2 separate regions of the Homo sapiens genome follow, and region 2 is linked to region 1. A link is a contact called in ENCODE Hi-C or POLR2A ChIA-PET data. All regions are on one chromosome and are shown on one strand. Each heading gives the region's core, a stretch centred on a gene start or an enhancer-like site at or near the end of the contact. The rest is flanking DNA. Distances are from core to core; before and after follow the strand shown. Region 1 has its middle 46 kb from the start of SIAH1. Region 2 overlaps LOC105371240 (a long non-coding RNA gene).

Region 1 (7,557 bases), core at 3,008-5,507:
ACAGTTACCTACCCCTAAACGATTCTTTCCCTTCTTTTTTCCTAATGGAACCAGATTTTGTTTGAGGCTGCCTGTGTGCCATCTTAAGGGCTGATGCATGAATGATGAATGATTCTGTTTCCATTGCAGACTCTGTTTCCAGGCCCCCTTCCCTTGTAGCCATGGCTCATGATCCAGATTTTTTTTTTTTGTTTTTTTTTGAGATGGAGTCTCATTCTGTTGCCCAGGCTGGAGTGCAGTGGCACCATCTCAGCTCACTGCAACCGCCACCCCCTGGGTTCAAGCAATTCTCCTGCCTCAGCCTCCTGAGTAGCTGGTATTACAGGGGCCTGTCACCATGCCCAACTAATTTTTTGTATTTTTAGTAGAGACAGGGTTTCACCATGTTGGCCAGCTGGTCTCAAACTCCTGACTTCAGGTGATCCACCTGCCTCAGCCTCCCAAAGTGCTGGGATTACAAGCATGAGCCACTGTGCCTGGCCAATTTTTGTATTTTTAGTAGAAATGGGGTTTCACCATGTTGGCCAGGCTGGTCTTGAACTCCTTGGCCTCAAATGAACTGCCTGCCTAGGCCTCCCAAAGTGCTGGGATTACAGGCATGAGCCACCATGCTCAGCCTATTAAAAAGTTTTAGAGCAGGAATGGAAGGAAGTAAAGTACACTTGGAAGAGGGCCAAGTGGGTGACTTGAGAGATCAAATGCACTGTTTTGACCTTTGACTTGGGGTTTTATATGTTGGCATGTTTCTGGGGGTGTTGGTTCCCTTCTCCCTGATTCTTCCCTTGGGGTGGGCTGTCCGCAGCTGCAGTGGCCTGCCAGCACTTGGGAAAGGAGCATGCACAGTGTGTTTCCTGGAGCTGTGCACATGCTCACTTGAGACGTCTTCCCTTACCAATTGCGTGTTCCTATAAGGAACCAGTTAAACTCTAATTTTGCCTCTTAGTGTGCCTGTGTGAGCCCACTCACCCAGCTTCTGAGATCTTATTAGGAAGCTAATCACCAGCTTCAGGGTTTTTCTATCTGTTGGGAGACTACCTTTGCCTGGTGCTGGCTGTGACCAGTAATGATCTCTGTGAGACAGTGTAACAACTGCCTGACCATCACCTGACAGATGCCTGCCAGTCATGGCGGGAGATGGCCTCTTCTGCCTGCTCATGTCTAGCTACCTACTGTAACAGTTCTATTTACGAAACCAGTTCCATTTATGAAAATTCATCAAGCTGTTCTCATGATATGTGCATTTTTCTTTATGTTGTACTATAAGTGTAGCTGAGAAAAGAAGTATGGGAAGTGGAGGAAAAAGTGTGAAGAAAATGCTAATGGGTTCTGTCTTACAAAGTGAGGAGTGAAGAGAGTTTGTCAGGTTGATGGAGAAGATATAAAATCCGGAATATGTAAATGAACAATAGTAACCAATAGATGAAGTAAAAGTAATACTAGAAGTGTCAAACATGGAGGAAACTAGGGAGGTAAAGTGAGCGTTAAATTCTCATGTTTCATTGTATGAGTCAATAGATGTCTTCCAAGGTGGAATTAGCCACCTAAAGAATTCAAATCCAGGCCAGGTGCAGTGGCTCACACCTGTAATCCCAGCACTTTGGGAGGCTGAGGCAGGAGAATCACCTGAGGTTAGGAGGTCAAGACCAGCCTGGCCAACATGGCAAAACCCCGTGTCTACTAAAAATACAAAAATTAGCTGGGCATGGTGGCACACGCCTGTAATCCCAGCTACTTGGGAGGCTGAGGCAGGAGAATCGCTTGAACCTGGGAGGCAGAGGTTGCAGTGAGCCGAGATGGCACCACTGCACTTCAGCCTGGGCAATAGAGTGAGACTCCATCTCAAAAAAAAAAAAAAATTCAGATCCTAAGCTGGGTGCAGTGGCTCATGCCTGCAATCCCAGCACTTTGGGAGGCTGAGGCAGGAGGATCACTTGAGCCCAGGAGTTCAAGACCAGCTTGGGCAACATAGAGAGACCTCATCTCAAAAAAAAAAAAAAAAAAAAAAAGGTCTCAGATTCTCAGATTTCTAGTGGTGAAAAGACAGCTTCTGAGGTTGGGAGGCATGGGATGGAAGACTGTTGTCATCAGTAATACTGAGCTATTTAATTTATTACCATGTAGGCCAGGTGCAGTGGCTCACACCTGTAATCCTAGCACTTTGGGAGGCTGAGGCGGGCTGATTGCCTGAGCTTAGGAGTTTGAGACCAGGCTGGGCAACATGGCAAAACCCTGTCTCTACTAAAAATACAAAAGCGTAGCTGGACATGGTGGTGCACACCTGTAGTCGGGTGGCTGAGGCAGGAGAATCGCTTGAACCCAGGCGGCAGAGGTTGCAGTGAGCCGAGATCGCACCACTGCACTCCACCCAGCCTGGGCACAGAGCAAGACTCTGTCTCAGAATAATAATAATAATAATAATTTATTACCTTGTGCATCTATTATTTTAATAATACAGACCTTAAAAACAATGCAATTGACCAGGATGGAAGGAAACTAAAAAAAATAAAAATAAAAATAATACAAGACAATAAACAAGCACTACATTGTATGATATAGTCAAGCAGTGCTGAGAAGGGCCTTCTGATGTTTTGAGGCCAGAGCACCTCTTTGCCCTGGCTACCAAACCATGTCACCAAGACCCACAGAATGTCTAAAAGACCTTTTGGCTTTGAAATGTTTCTAGGACACAGGCTATAACCCACATTTTCCCTTAAACTATATTCCTAAAGTAGGCAATGGTATTTCTAAATCTCAGTTTTTCAGTACCATGGGGGAAGCACCAACAACTTTCAATGGTGCTAGGAGAGTCTTAAAGATGTCCCAACAGAATTATTTTTAATATATTTTATGATTTAAACAGTTTATACTCATCAGCATTTGTAGACATTATGAGGCAAGGGGAATACAGAGGAGTATAGGAACCTGCATAAAATTTGATAAACAGTAGGATGTTGTAATCTAAAAATTATTGGGGTATGAAATAAGATTTTTAGGAGGCCATTGGTTTGGACCGAGCTCCCGCACCAGGCTCAACAGACCAAACCAGAATGGAGTCACTCATGTGAAGTTCCACACCACCAAACTGAAAGTAAGTTGTTTATCTGACCTTCCAAGAAATCAGGACAGAGAGAGAGCGATAATAGCCAAATCCCCAAACAGTCTGGTTTTAGCTGGCATGATAAAAAAAAGTCCCCTCTGCTTTAACCTTTACAAGAAAAGTGGCTTTGAAATGACCTATTCACTTTCTGTTTTCTCTTTCTGCTTCCCTCAGCCCCTCTGTTTATAAAACCAAGTTCCGGGCCAAGTGTGGTGGCTCACGCCCGTAATCCCAGCACTTTGGGAGGCCGAGGTGGCCGGATTACCTGAGGTCACATGTTCAAGATCATCCTGGGCAATGTGGTGAAACCCCATCTCTACTAAAAATACAAAAATTAGCTGGGCGCGGTGGTGCATGCCTCTGATGCCAGCTACTCGGGAGTCTGAGGCAGGAGAATCGCTTGAACCCGGGAAGTGGAGGTTGCAGTGAGCTGAGATGGCGCCACTGCACTCCAGCCTAAGAGACAGAGCGAGACTCCATCTCAAAAAAAAAAAAATTAATTAATTAAAAAAATAAAATAAAACCAAGCTCCTCTGCTCAGCTTGTCAGAGCACTCATCTGTCTTATGAAATAAGTGTTGCCTGATTCTGGAATCACAAATAAAAGCCAATTAAGATCTTTAAACTAAACTTGTTGTAATTTTGTCTGTTGAAAGAGGTTTGCCATGGAATTAACAGAAGTCACCTTAAATTCAGGTCTTTTTCACACCTTGGACAAAACACACAGCTGAAGCAGGATGTCAGCTCACAAATGTTCATTTACTTCACTCCACAAAAATATACACTAGGCTGAGTCCTGGAGATTCAGCGCACACCTTCAAGGACCCTTTAGGAGAGTAGACAGATTTTGTGAATTAAAATGGCAATTAATAGGGCCTTCTCCCTATTAAATGTATTCATAACATTTTGCACCCAATTTAGGAGGCTCCTGGGCCACCCCTAAAGCCCATCCTTGGAAGGATTCATGAACTTTTTGCTCTAAGAGTCTAAGAACTTAGGACCACCGTGTTTCTTATCACTTCCATGGATCCTAGGGCAAGGGTGCTTCTTGGGAAGCCAGCAGCCAGGAGACTCCTCTTGCAAGAAGATCCTGGAACATCTCTTCTGTTCACAGAGATATTCCAAGTGGAACCAAAGACAAGTCGAGCACCTTTGTTTACAGCTGAAGAAACTGGAAACCCAGAAAGGGGAAGTTTCACACAAGGTCTACTTCCTCATCCACTTAGAGATCACAATAACAATAGTCACAATTGCTGCCTCAATGGAGTGCAGGGGAGTGGCAGTCACTCAAAGATCCTTCCAACACTCTGGCCTGGGCTTGATCATCCCTGTTCTCCAGAGTCAGAGAGGACGAGTGGCTTGTCAGGTCACACAGCAGGAAGTAGCCCAGCTTGGCACAGAACTCAGTTCTGTGGAACTTCAAAGCAGGATGCCAACAGTTAAGAGGGCTATAAAGGTGGCAGAGACACTGTCTTTGCCCTCATGAAGCTGGTAATCTTATTGGCTCTGGGGATGGGGCATTAATATGTAAAGAAGTTAACATAGGGGCAGTGGCTGATCCCTGTAATCCCAGCGCTTTGAGAGGCCAAAACAGGAGGATCACTTGAGGCCAGGAGTTCAAGACCAGTCTGGGCAACATAGCGAGGCCCTGTTCCCTACAAAAATAAACAAACAAATAAATAAAATAAAGAGTAAATAAAAAGTTAGCATATTTATTGAATGCTTATACCTGGCCTGGAGAGATGCTCCCCGGGATAGAGCCCTGAGTCCTGAATCCATGCTGCCGGATTTTGCATTCTCTTTGGCTCAGATGATAGTTGTTTTTGTTTTTTTGAGATGGAGTCTCACTCTGTTGCCCAGGCTGGAGTGCAGTGGCGCCATCTCGGCTCACTGCAACCTCCACCTCCCAGGTTCAAGTGCTTCTCATGCCTCAGACTCCCGAGTAGCTGGGATTACAGGCATGTGCCACCATGCCTGACTAATTTTTGCAGTTTTAGTAGAGACAGAGTTTTGCCATGTTGCCCAGGCTGGTCTCGAACTCCTGGCCTCAAGTGATCCACCCACCTCGGCCTCCCAAAGTGCTGGGATTACAGGTATGCGCCACCATGCCCGGCCTGAAATCACAGTTTTAATGCTGTGCACACTCAGGCTGCAGTTTGTAGAGTTCTGTCAGGCAGAGAGCAGGTGTCCTAGTTTCCTCAATTTTGCACCAACCAAGGGCCTCTGTGACTCCCACCTGGAGCCCTGCTTGTCTCCTCCAGCTTGCACATAAGAGGCAGCTGTGCTGAGTCTTTCTGCCTTGGTGGGGAGGTGAGAACTGCGCAGGGGGACAGGGAGCCTCTGCGGGGGTGGGAGGTCCTCTAATCAGCCTGCCATCAGTTATTGATCAGACCCCCGGGTCAGAACTTCTCCCTGGCCACGAGGCCTGGTTGACCTCTCCAGCCCGATCTGTTTCTCCACGGTCCTCCTTACCCCACTACCAATCCATATTTGCACCTGCCTGAACAGATACGCAGTTGCCGCCTTCCTTGCGTTGTCCACACAGCTCCCCTGCCTGGAAGGCCCTGGCCGTCCTGATCGCCGGGCAGTGAGTTCCTGTCCTTCCTTCACAGGCTGCTCACGCTCCAGTTCTGCGAGGCCCTCCCTGACCTCCAGCCTAACTTTGAGCCCTGCTGTTTTCAATGCCTCTGTTTCTGTCATTTCACTTGTCTTTCTCCTTCTTAGGGAGCCATATTCTTTCCTATGTCCCTGTCCTTTGCATGAGGCATAGTGTCCAGGACACACTCAAAAATACCAAAAAATGAAGGCACGCTCCTTCCCTTCTCTCCCTCTACACCCGGGCCTCATTTAATTATGCACAGACTCTGGGAGTTGGCAAGTATTCACTTCAATTCCTCACTTTACAGATGAGGAAACCAAGACCCAGAGAGAGGAAGTGACTTCCCCAAGGTCACAGGCTGTTGATAGAGTCCAGACTGAACCCAGGTTTCTTTCCTCCCTGTCTTGCACCCTATTCCCTTCCCCATGCCTCTCAGAGTAGCCTTTCTCTTGGGGAAATGATGATTTTATTTAGCCACAAGGACCCTGTGATTGGATTAGGTTGTCCTCAAGACAACAGAGGGGGCCTCCAAGAAAGACATCTTTAATGGTGGAGGAGGAAGGAAGTGTAGAATAAGAATTGCTACAAACTTTGGTTTCCTCCTGTGTAAAACTGGGAGCCTGACCCCTGTCCTGCAGCAGTGTTCTGAGGATATGTGTTGATGTAAGAGCCGAGGTTCTCATTCATGAAAAGCTTATATCACATGCTTCTCTTGCTGGCGGAATATCGCTTCTTCAGTCAAGAGCTTTTATAATCTGGCCCAAATTACCTTTCCAGACTCATCTTATCCTATTCTAGCCCAACAGCTCACACTCCAGCCACATCTGGCTCCTCCCCTGTCCTAACCATTTCCTACCCTTTCCTCCTCTGTACCTATTTCCTCAGCCTGGACTAGCCTTTCCTCTCAATCCAACTATTGCATCCCCGGTCCATTTCTGGGTCCAGTTCAAAGACCACCTCCTCTGAGAAGTCTTCCCTGATAGCCCTCCTTTCTGTGTCTCTGACGGTTTGCTCACTCTTCTCCTTAGGCATGGCTTGGTCATTTCCATTTGGATAAATGTTCCTCTTCCTTTTACCCTGTGGGTTTCTTGAGAGCAGAGATCCTGTGCTGTCAATATCTGTGTTTCCTGCAGCTCTTAGGCAGCTCTAGTACAGAGCAGTTGCCCCATCCTGTCTGTGGTAAGCAAGAAATAAAGGCTTCCTGGGACAGAGTCAATGTGAAGAAAGATAACACCAGGCAGAGCCTTCAGGTGAAGCAGGAACATGGCTTCCAAGAACACTAATCATTGGTTTTGCAGAGCAAACCCCTAGCTGGCTCCTTTGTGTGCCTATTTTGGCCCAACTTTCACGTCAGCACGTTTCCACCATCCCCAAGCTGGAACTTCCCTCTGCCTCTCCGTGACTGACCCTTGCCTCACCAGATGTTTATTTTGCCTCCCAGGCTGAGGAGTTTAGACACTGCTCTTGCAATAGGGGCCCCAGGCAGCTGTGTGACCTTGGCATGTTACTTTGCATCTCTGAGCCTTGGTGCACCTCCTCTGCAAAACAGCAATTTAAAATAGCACCTGACTCCTGGGTTGCTGTGTTAATTAGATGAGCCAAGACATGGGAGGTGCCTAGCCCAGTGCCTGACACGAAGTAAATACTCAATTAAAGATGGAAAAAACAAAAATAAACTCACTTAGTATGTGTTTCCCTCTGTGTTGCCAAAACCTGTTCCTGGACCCTTGCCACCCATCTTGCTGTTTGGCGAGTCTTGCTTGGGGCAGTTTCCAGCTGCCCCCTGCCGGGAGCACCCCTGATGGAAACCTGGGACCCAGGAAGGAGGAGGTGCTGACACGACTGTGAATCCACGGTCACCA
Region 2 (7,557 bases), core at 3,059-5,558, 200 kb after region 1:
CAGAAGCTCTTTAGTTTAATTAGCTCCCATTTGTCAATTTTGGCTTTTGTTGCCATTGCTTTTGGTGTTTTAGTCATGAAGTCTTTGCCCATGCCTATGTCCTGAATGGTATTGCCTAGGTTTTCTTCTAGGGTTTTTATGGTTTTAGGTTTTACATGTAAGTCTTTAATCCATCTTGAGTTAATTTTTGTATAAGGTGTAAGGAAGGGGTCCAGTTTCAGTTTTCTGCATATGGCTAGCCAGCTTTCCCAGCACCATTTATTAAATAGGGAATCCTTTCCCCATTGCTTGTTTTTGTTAGGTTTGTTGAAGATTAGATGGCTGTAGATGTGTGGTGTTATTTCTGAGGCCTCTGTTCTGTTCCATTGGTCTATATATCTGTTTTGGTATCAGTAGCCTTGTAGTATAGTTTGAAGTCAGGTAGCATGAGGGCATAATGATTTTTAAATTGATTTCTTAAATAGGCAACACAGGGCTGGGCGTGGTGGCTCACGCCTGTAATCCTAGTACTTTGGGAGGCTGAGGTGGGTGGATCACAAGGTCAGGAGATCGAGACCATCCTGGCCAACATGGTGAAACCCTGTCTCGACTAAAAGTACAAAAAAAATTAGCTTGGTGTGGTGGCCAGGTGCCTATAATCCCAGCTACTCAGGAGGCTGAGGCACAAGAATCGCTTGAACCTGGGAGGTGGAGGTTGCAGTGAGCTGAAATTGTGCCACTGCACTCCGGCCTGGTGACAGAGTAAGACTCCATCTCAAAAAAAAAAAAAATTACATAAGTATTAAAATACATTCATAACAATGTGAATATACTTAACGTTACCAAACTGTACAGTTGAAAGTGGTAAAGATTATATATTTTATGTTGTGTTTTTTTATACCACAATTTTTAAAAAGGCATTCAGTGGAAGGGCGCCCACAGATGGGAGGGATTTTGGAGGGAACCGAAAGACAGTTGGTAAGCACCCACAGCCCCAAGCCTGACCTTTTTTTTCTCTCTAACATGAAAGCTTGCAAGGACACTCACCATGTGCCCTGCTTATTCAATTAATCACTTAATTGATCATGCTGTCATCTTTTTCTGCATTATAACTCCCTGAAGTAGGTGCCATTATTATTCCCTATTTTGAGATGAAGAAAATAATGCACAGAGAGGCTGAGCAACTCATCAGGGTCACACAGCTCCTGAATGGCAGATTGTGAGTCCGGGAGGTTTGGCTCCAGGCGTTGCCCTCCTTTCTACTCTCTGCTGCCTCTGTGGCCTTTTCTCTTTGTCTTGGGAAGTCAGGGAGGGAAAGCTGGGCCACGTTTACTTTAATTCAGCATAAAACAATAACAAGGCAACCAGGGGCAACTGGGTCTGCTCCTACCTGCACTGCTCTCTCTGTCTCTGTCCCCCGTCTTCCTAGTGGACTCCCTTAGGGATAACCACTACTGTTTGTTTTTTGTGGAACTTTCCACCTTTTTTTTTGTATGTGCGTTGGGGTTTCAATCTGTTGCCCAAGGTGGCGTGCAGTGGAACGATCAAGGGTCACTTCAGCCTCAAACTCCTGGGCTCAAGTGATTCTCCTGCCTCAGACTCCTTAGTTGCTGGGACTATCTTTCTACATTTTATTTTATTTATTTTTATTTTTATTTTTGAGATGGAGTCTCAATCTGTCACCCAGGCTGGAGTGAAGTAGTGTGATCTCTGCTCACTGCAACCTCCACCTCCTGGGTTCACACAATTCTCCTGCCTCAGCCTCCTAGTAGCTGGGATTACAGGTGCATGCCACCATGCCCAGCTAATTTTTATATTTTTAGTAGAGATGGGGTTTCGCCATGTTGGCCAAGCTGGTCTCGAACTCCTGACCTCAGGTGATGATCTGCCTGCCTCAGCTTCCCAAAGTGCTGGGATTACAGGTGTGAACCACCATGCCCAGCCGTAGCTTGTTATTTTCATAGGACGAAATCTATCTATATAAGAACATTGAGAGCCCCCACATTCTATTGCTTTTATCTGCTCAAGCAGCTTATTTTACAATTTCTTTCACTAGTTCCCTAATGATGGGCATTTATTTTATTAATTTTTAGAGATGAGGTCTCCCGATGTTGCCCAGGCTGGAGTGCAGTGGCTATTCACAGGTGCAATCATAGTGCACTATAGCCTTGAACTCCTGGGCTCAAGGGATCCTGCTACCCCAGCGTCCAGAGTAGCTGAGACTGTACCTGGTTTCCTGAAGGGCAGTTTGTTTCCAGTCTCTTGAAGACACATTGTTAACTATGACCCAGATGAGCAGGCTCAAATTACCCAGGGTTTAAACTGCAACTACAGAGTAAAGAGTGTCTAGACTCACCCTTGAAAACAGCCAGGCCCCACATTTGAGACCAGCCACCTTATCTCAGTAAATGCGAGGCTGTTTCTCCTCCGGCCTTGGAATGGATCACTGTTGAGGCACCATGTGAAGTCGCAGGTGTGCATTTAGAGGCCTGATGGTACAAATCATGTCTTTACACACTGCAGTCATTCGCGTTGTGGTCAGCTCCTGCTGCAAGAGTCTTTTGGAACAAAGGGCCTAGTGGATTCACAGCCTCCATCTCATGTCCTCTGTGGTCTCGTTGCATCCATAATGAGTGGACTCACTCAAGGTGTTAAACTTGTTTGGGGAGTGTAGGAGCAGATGAACATACAGATGAGCTTTGACAGTTCCTGTGGGGTGCTGGTGGCTGCCTTATGCTGAGCTGCGTGGTGGTGATTGCTCCCCATGGGTGCTCCGATGGGCCTTCTGCGATCACTTTCCCCACTCTCCCTCATCAGACTGTGAGCTCCCTAAAGCCCAAAGTGGAGATCATGGGTCCCTGCAGTTCTCACAGCCTTGGACATAAGCCCTCGGTGCAGACAATGACTGAGCACTCACCATGTGTCCTGCTTATTTAATTTATCACTTAATTGATCATGCTGTCATCTTTTTCTGCATAATAACTCCCCGAAGTAGGTGCCATTATTATTCCCTATTTTGAGATGAAGAAAATAAGGCACAGAGAGGCTGAGCAACTCGTCAGGGTCACACAGCTCCTGACTGGACAGACTGTGAGTCCGATAGATTTGGCTCCAGGCGCTGCCCTCCTTTCCACTCTCTGCTGCCTCCGTGATCTTTTCTCTTTGTCTTGAGAAGTCAGGGAGGGAAAGCTGGGCCACGTTTACTTTAATTCAACATAAAACAATAACATTTGATTTAGCAGAGTGTATTGTGTTTGAGTTCCGGCTCTGCTAATAATTAGCTGTTACAACCTTGGGACAGTTACTTAATGTTTTCATTTATCATCCATAAAACGGCAACAATGACACTGATTTCACAGGGCTGTTGTGCGGCTGGGTGAACCGGCATGCATAAGGAACTCGGCTCACTGCAGCCTTGACTTCCAAGAGGTCGCCAATTCCATTTGCCACAAATGGGCCAGGTCCTCAGAGTATGGGGCCCGGAACCGCAGCACAGACCTCACTCAAGAGCTTGTTAGAAATGCACAGTGCTGGCTGGGCGCGGTGGCTCACACCTGTAATGGGAGGCCGAGGCGGGCGGATCTCCTGAGCTCAGAAGTTCGGAATGACCCTGGGCAACATGGTGAAACCCCGTCTCTACTGACATACAAAAAATTAGCTGGGCGTGGTGATACGCGCCTGCAGTCCCACCTACTTGGGAGGCTGAGGCACGAGAATCGCTTGAGCCCCCGGAGGTGGAGGTTGCGGTAAGCTGAGATTGCACCACTGCACTCCAGCTTGGGCTACAGAGTGAAGAATTCGTCTCAAAGAACAAAAACAAAAACAAACAAACAAAAAAGAAATGCACAGTGCCAGGCCCCATCCCACAGCCCCAAGCCTGACCTTTTTTTTCTCTCTAACATAAAAGCTTGCAAGGACACTCGCCATGTGCCCTGCTTATTCAATTAATCACTTAACTGATCATGCTGTCATCTTTTTCTGCATAATAACTCCCTGAAGTAGGTGCCATTATTATTCCCTATTTTGAGATGAAGGAAATAAGGCACAGAGAGGCTGAGAATCGGAATCTGCATTTTCATAAGGTGCCCAGGTGAGGCGTAAGCGTGCTACAGCCCTAGAAGCCCTTCTCTACAGCAGTGGATTCAATCACCTTCCACTAGGACCCCCCGCCCAGTTATACCCGTGGTGTGGGGTTGGGGCTGGGCAGCCCAATTTTACCAGCTGCTTCAGCCTATTCTGAGGTGTGGGGATCCAGCTACAAGAAAGAGCAGAGATAAAAGACGGAAGCAGTTTCATCATTTTTGATGTGACAAGGAAGTCACGTTTTTGTCTGGAGTTCTCGGACTCTGTCATCTTTTTCTGGGTTCTCCTTCCGTCCTGACTCAACTTGGCATTTTGAGAAATGAAGCTTTAGCGACTCAGGAAGGGTGGCCAGAGACAACAGTGCCACCTTGTGGCAGCAGCCTGGCATTACAGTCCTGGAAGGCGGCTGTTTAAATGGAAAGAACTGTGATAACAGGGTAGTCATAGAGAAATCTCAGCGAGCCTTTATTATATGCCAGACGCCATGCCAAGTCTTCTTCATGGATTTGTTTATTTAAAACTCACAAGAGTAAGAAGTAGATACTATTATTATCCCAGTGTTACAGGCCTGGAGGAATGGAGCTTGAGAGAGAGGGAGCTATGCTCATGATCTCTGGGTAGTGAGGGCTGGAGCTGGGGCCAGCTTGGGCAGTCGGGCTTTAAAGTCCACGATTCCAACCCTTTTTTTCTTTTTTTTTGAGAAGGGGTCTCACTCTGTCACCCAGGCTGGAGTGCAGTGGTGCAATCTCGGCTCACTGCAACCTCTGCTTCCCAAGTTCAAGCGATTCTCTTGCCTCAGCCTACCGAGTAACTGGGATTACAGGCACTTGCCACCATTCCCCGCTAATTTTTGTATTTTTAGTAGAGATGGGGGATTCACCATGTTGGCCAGGCAAGTCTCGAACTCCTGACCTCAAGTGATCAACCTGCCTTGGCCTCCCAAAGTGTTGAGATTACAGGTGTGAGCCACCGCGCCTGGCCTGATTCTAACCTTTGGATATATTTCCTTTTTAAAAAAAGAAGGATCCCTTTCTGGTGGGGACCTCCAGATTTTAGACTCTTTAGACCTGTGCTATTTTATTGACTGGAGCCAAGCAGTGAAGCCCTGGGTGGGGAGCTGGGGACCTGGGCTCTGGTGTTAGCTCCCCTCTCTCCTACCCAGGGAGTCCCGGGCAGTCATTCAGGTTCTTTTTCTTAGTTTGTAGGTGGAGGATAATAATATTTCACCTGGGCCGGGCGCGGTGGCTCACGCCTGTAATCCCAGCACTTTGGGAGGCCGAGGCGGGCGGATCACGAGGTCAGGAGATCGAGACCATCCCGGCTAAAACGGTGAAACCCCGTCTCTACTAAAAATACAAAAAATTAGCCGGGCGTAGTGGCGGGCGCCTGTAGTCCCAGCTACTTGGGAGGCTGAGGCAGGAGAATGGCGTGAACCCGGGAGGCGGAGCTTGCAGTGAGCCGAGATCCCGCCACTGCACTCCAGCCTGGGCGACAGAGCGAGACTCCGTCTCAAAAAAAAAAAAAAATAAATAAATAAATAATATTTCACCTGTTCACCTTATAGCATCTTTGCAAGAATCTATGGAAAACAGACAATTGGAATTGAAATTGTATAGCAGTGGGAAAGGCAAGGTAGTGTCTGATATTCTTAGCAAATAGAAGGGTAAAAAGATGCGATTTTCCCTGATACCTCAAACCAACTGCACTTGAATTAACATAGAAACAGAAAACCAAATACCCCATGTTCTTACTTATAAGTGGGAGCAAAATATTGGGTATTGGGACACAAAGATGGAAACAATAGACACTGGGGACTCCTAGAGGGTAGAGGAAGAGAGCTGCAGGGGTTGGAAAACTACTTATTGGGTCCTATGCTTGTGACAGAATCAATCGTACCTTAAACTTCGGCATCATGCAATATACCCATGTAACAAACCTGCATGTATATCCTCTGCATCTAAAACAAAAGTTGAAATTAAAAAAGAAAAGAAGAGACGTGGCTGGGCAAGGTGGGTCACACCCATAATCCCAGTACTTTGGGTGGGCACCTGTAATCTCAGCTACTCAGGAGGCTGAGGCAGGAGAATCGCTGGAACCTGGGAGGTGGAGGTTGTAGTGATCTGAGATCACGCCACTGCATTCCAGCCTGAGGAACAAGAGTGAAACTCCATCTCAAAAAAAAAAAAAAAAAAGAAGAGACGTGGTTGTGCTAGGTTAATAATAAACCCTAAACTCTCAGCAGTTCAAAAGAACAGAGTGTCTTTCTCACCCCATGCTGTGTGTCCACTGCAGGTCCACCAGGGGCTCTGCTTGTCTTAGTCACTCAGGGGCCTTGTGTGACAGAGACTCCATCTCAACAAGTGCTTCTGTGACCCAGCAGGCAGTAAAAAGAGGATGGAGACCACAGACTGACCTGTCTGCTTCTGCCTAAAAGTGACACATGTCATTTTCACTCATACTTCATGGGCCAAAGCAGATCACATGGCCGTGCACGAGCTCAAGTGGGTGGAGAGGTGCAGCCCCACCATGTGCCCAGAAAGAGAGCTGAGCATTTGAGACCTTTCTTTCTTCTTTTCTGCTTTCCCTCTTCCCTTCTTCCTGCTTTCCTTCCCTTCTTATTTACTAAGTGCCTACTATTTAGATGATGTATCCTCACTGGGATTATCATTTGTTATTTAAAAAATTTAAATAATAAATTTAATTTGTTTTGTTATTTATTATTTACTTTTTTTTTTTTTCTGAGATGGGGTCTTGCTCTGTCACCCAAGCCAGAGTGCAGTGGCACGATCTCAGCTCACTGCAACCTCCGCCTCCCAGGTCCAAGCGATTCTCCAGCCTCAGCCTCCTGAGTAGCTGGGGTTACAGGCATGCGCCACCGTGCCAAGCTAATTTTTGTATTTTCAGTAGAGATGGGGTTTTGCCATGCTGGCCAAGCTGGTCTCAAACTCCTGAGCTCAGGTGATCCACCCACCTTGGCCTCCCAAAGTCCTGGGATTACCGATGTGAACCACTGTGCCTGGCCTGTTTTTATTTTCTAAAGATGGGGTCTTGCTCTGTTGCCCAACCTAGAGTGTAGTGGCTATTCACAGATATTATCATAGCTCACTGCATAGCTCACTGCAGAACCTGGGTTTACTGATGCACACCACTGCACCCAGCCTCACTGGGATTATAAAATAAGACAAAACTCCGTCCTCAAGGCTCACATGATCTCATGGCCGAGTCAGAAAAGCCGACCAAGATCAGCACAAGTTGATATGTGAACACAGATATGAGGCAGCTCACCCAGCCTGGTGTGAAGCTAAGGAAGGCTTCCTGGAGGACGTCCCCAAGGAAGGTAGGAACAAGCCTGATGAGAGGCAGGGGAACCTGAATAGCACAGCTCATGCCTGTAATCTTAGCTACCAAGAAGGCAGAGGCGGGAGGATATCTGGAATCCAGGTGTTCAAGACCAGCCCAGGCAACATAGCAAGACTCTTAAAAAAAAAAGACGCA

Evidence for each region. Hi-C counts contacts between places; a loop is a spot of excess contacts on that map. ChIA-PET counts read pairs that join two places held with the same protein, here RNA polymerase II (POLR2A). Pooled maps may share reads with other maps.
Region 2: a map with no recorded cell type shows a loop between it and region 1 (13-fold over the local background). The contact joins two enhancer-like sites. A Hi-C loop is called at or near these places in 1 of 168 maps with a recorded cell type or tissue (heart left ventricle), 10 of 37 single-sample maps with no recorded cell type and 9 of 50 pooled maps. POLR2A ChIA-PET finds 5 or more read pairs at or near these places in 2 of 52 experiments (activated B cell and activated T-cell).

The regions. Positions count from the first base shown.
Region 1 is chr16:48,427,999-48,435,555 of GRCh38, forward strand. No RefSeq gene overlaps it. Among named protein-coding and RNA genes, the nearest start is that of SIAH1, 46 kb to the left of the region's middle. RefSeq lists enhancers at 3,008-3,197, 4,089-4,633, 4,445-4,564. Within about 2 kb of position 4,258, at least 6 of the 41 ENCODE cell types and tissues checked have a DNase peak (open chromatin) inside an H3K27ac peak, as active enhancers do.
Region 2 is chr16:48,626,168-48,633,724 of GRCh38, forward strand. All of the region lies in intron 1 of LOC105371240 (a long non-coding RNA gene), which reads left to right. Among named protein-coding and RNA genes, the nearest start is that of N4BP1, 20 kb to the left of the region's middle. RefSeq lists enhancers at 3,109-3,610, 3,611-4,110. Within about 2 kb of position 4,309, at least 2 of the 41 ENCODE cell types and tissues checked have a DNase peak (open chromatin) inside an H3K27ac peak, as active enhancers do.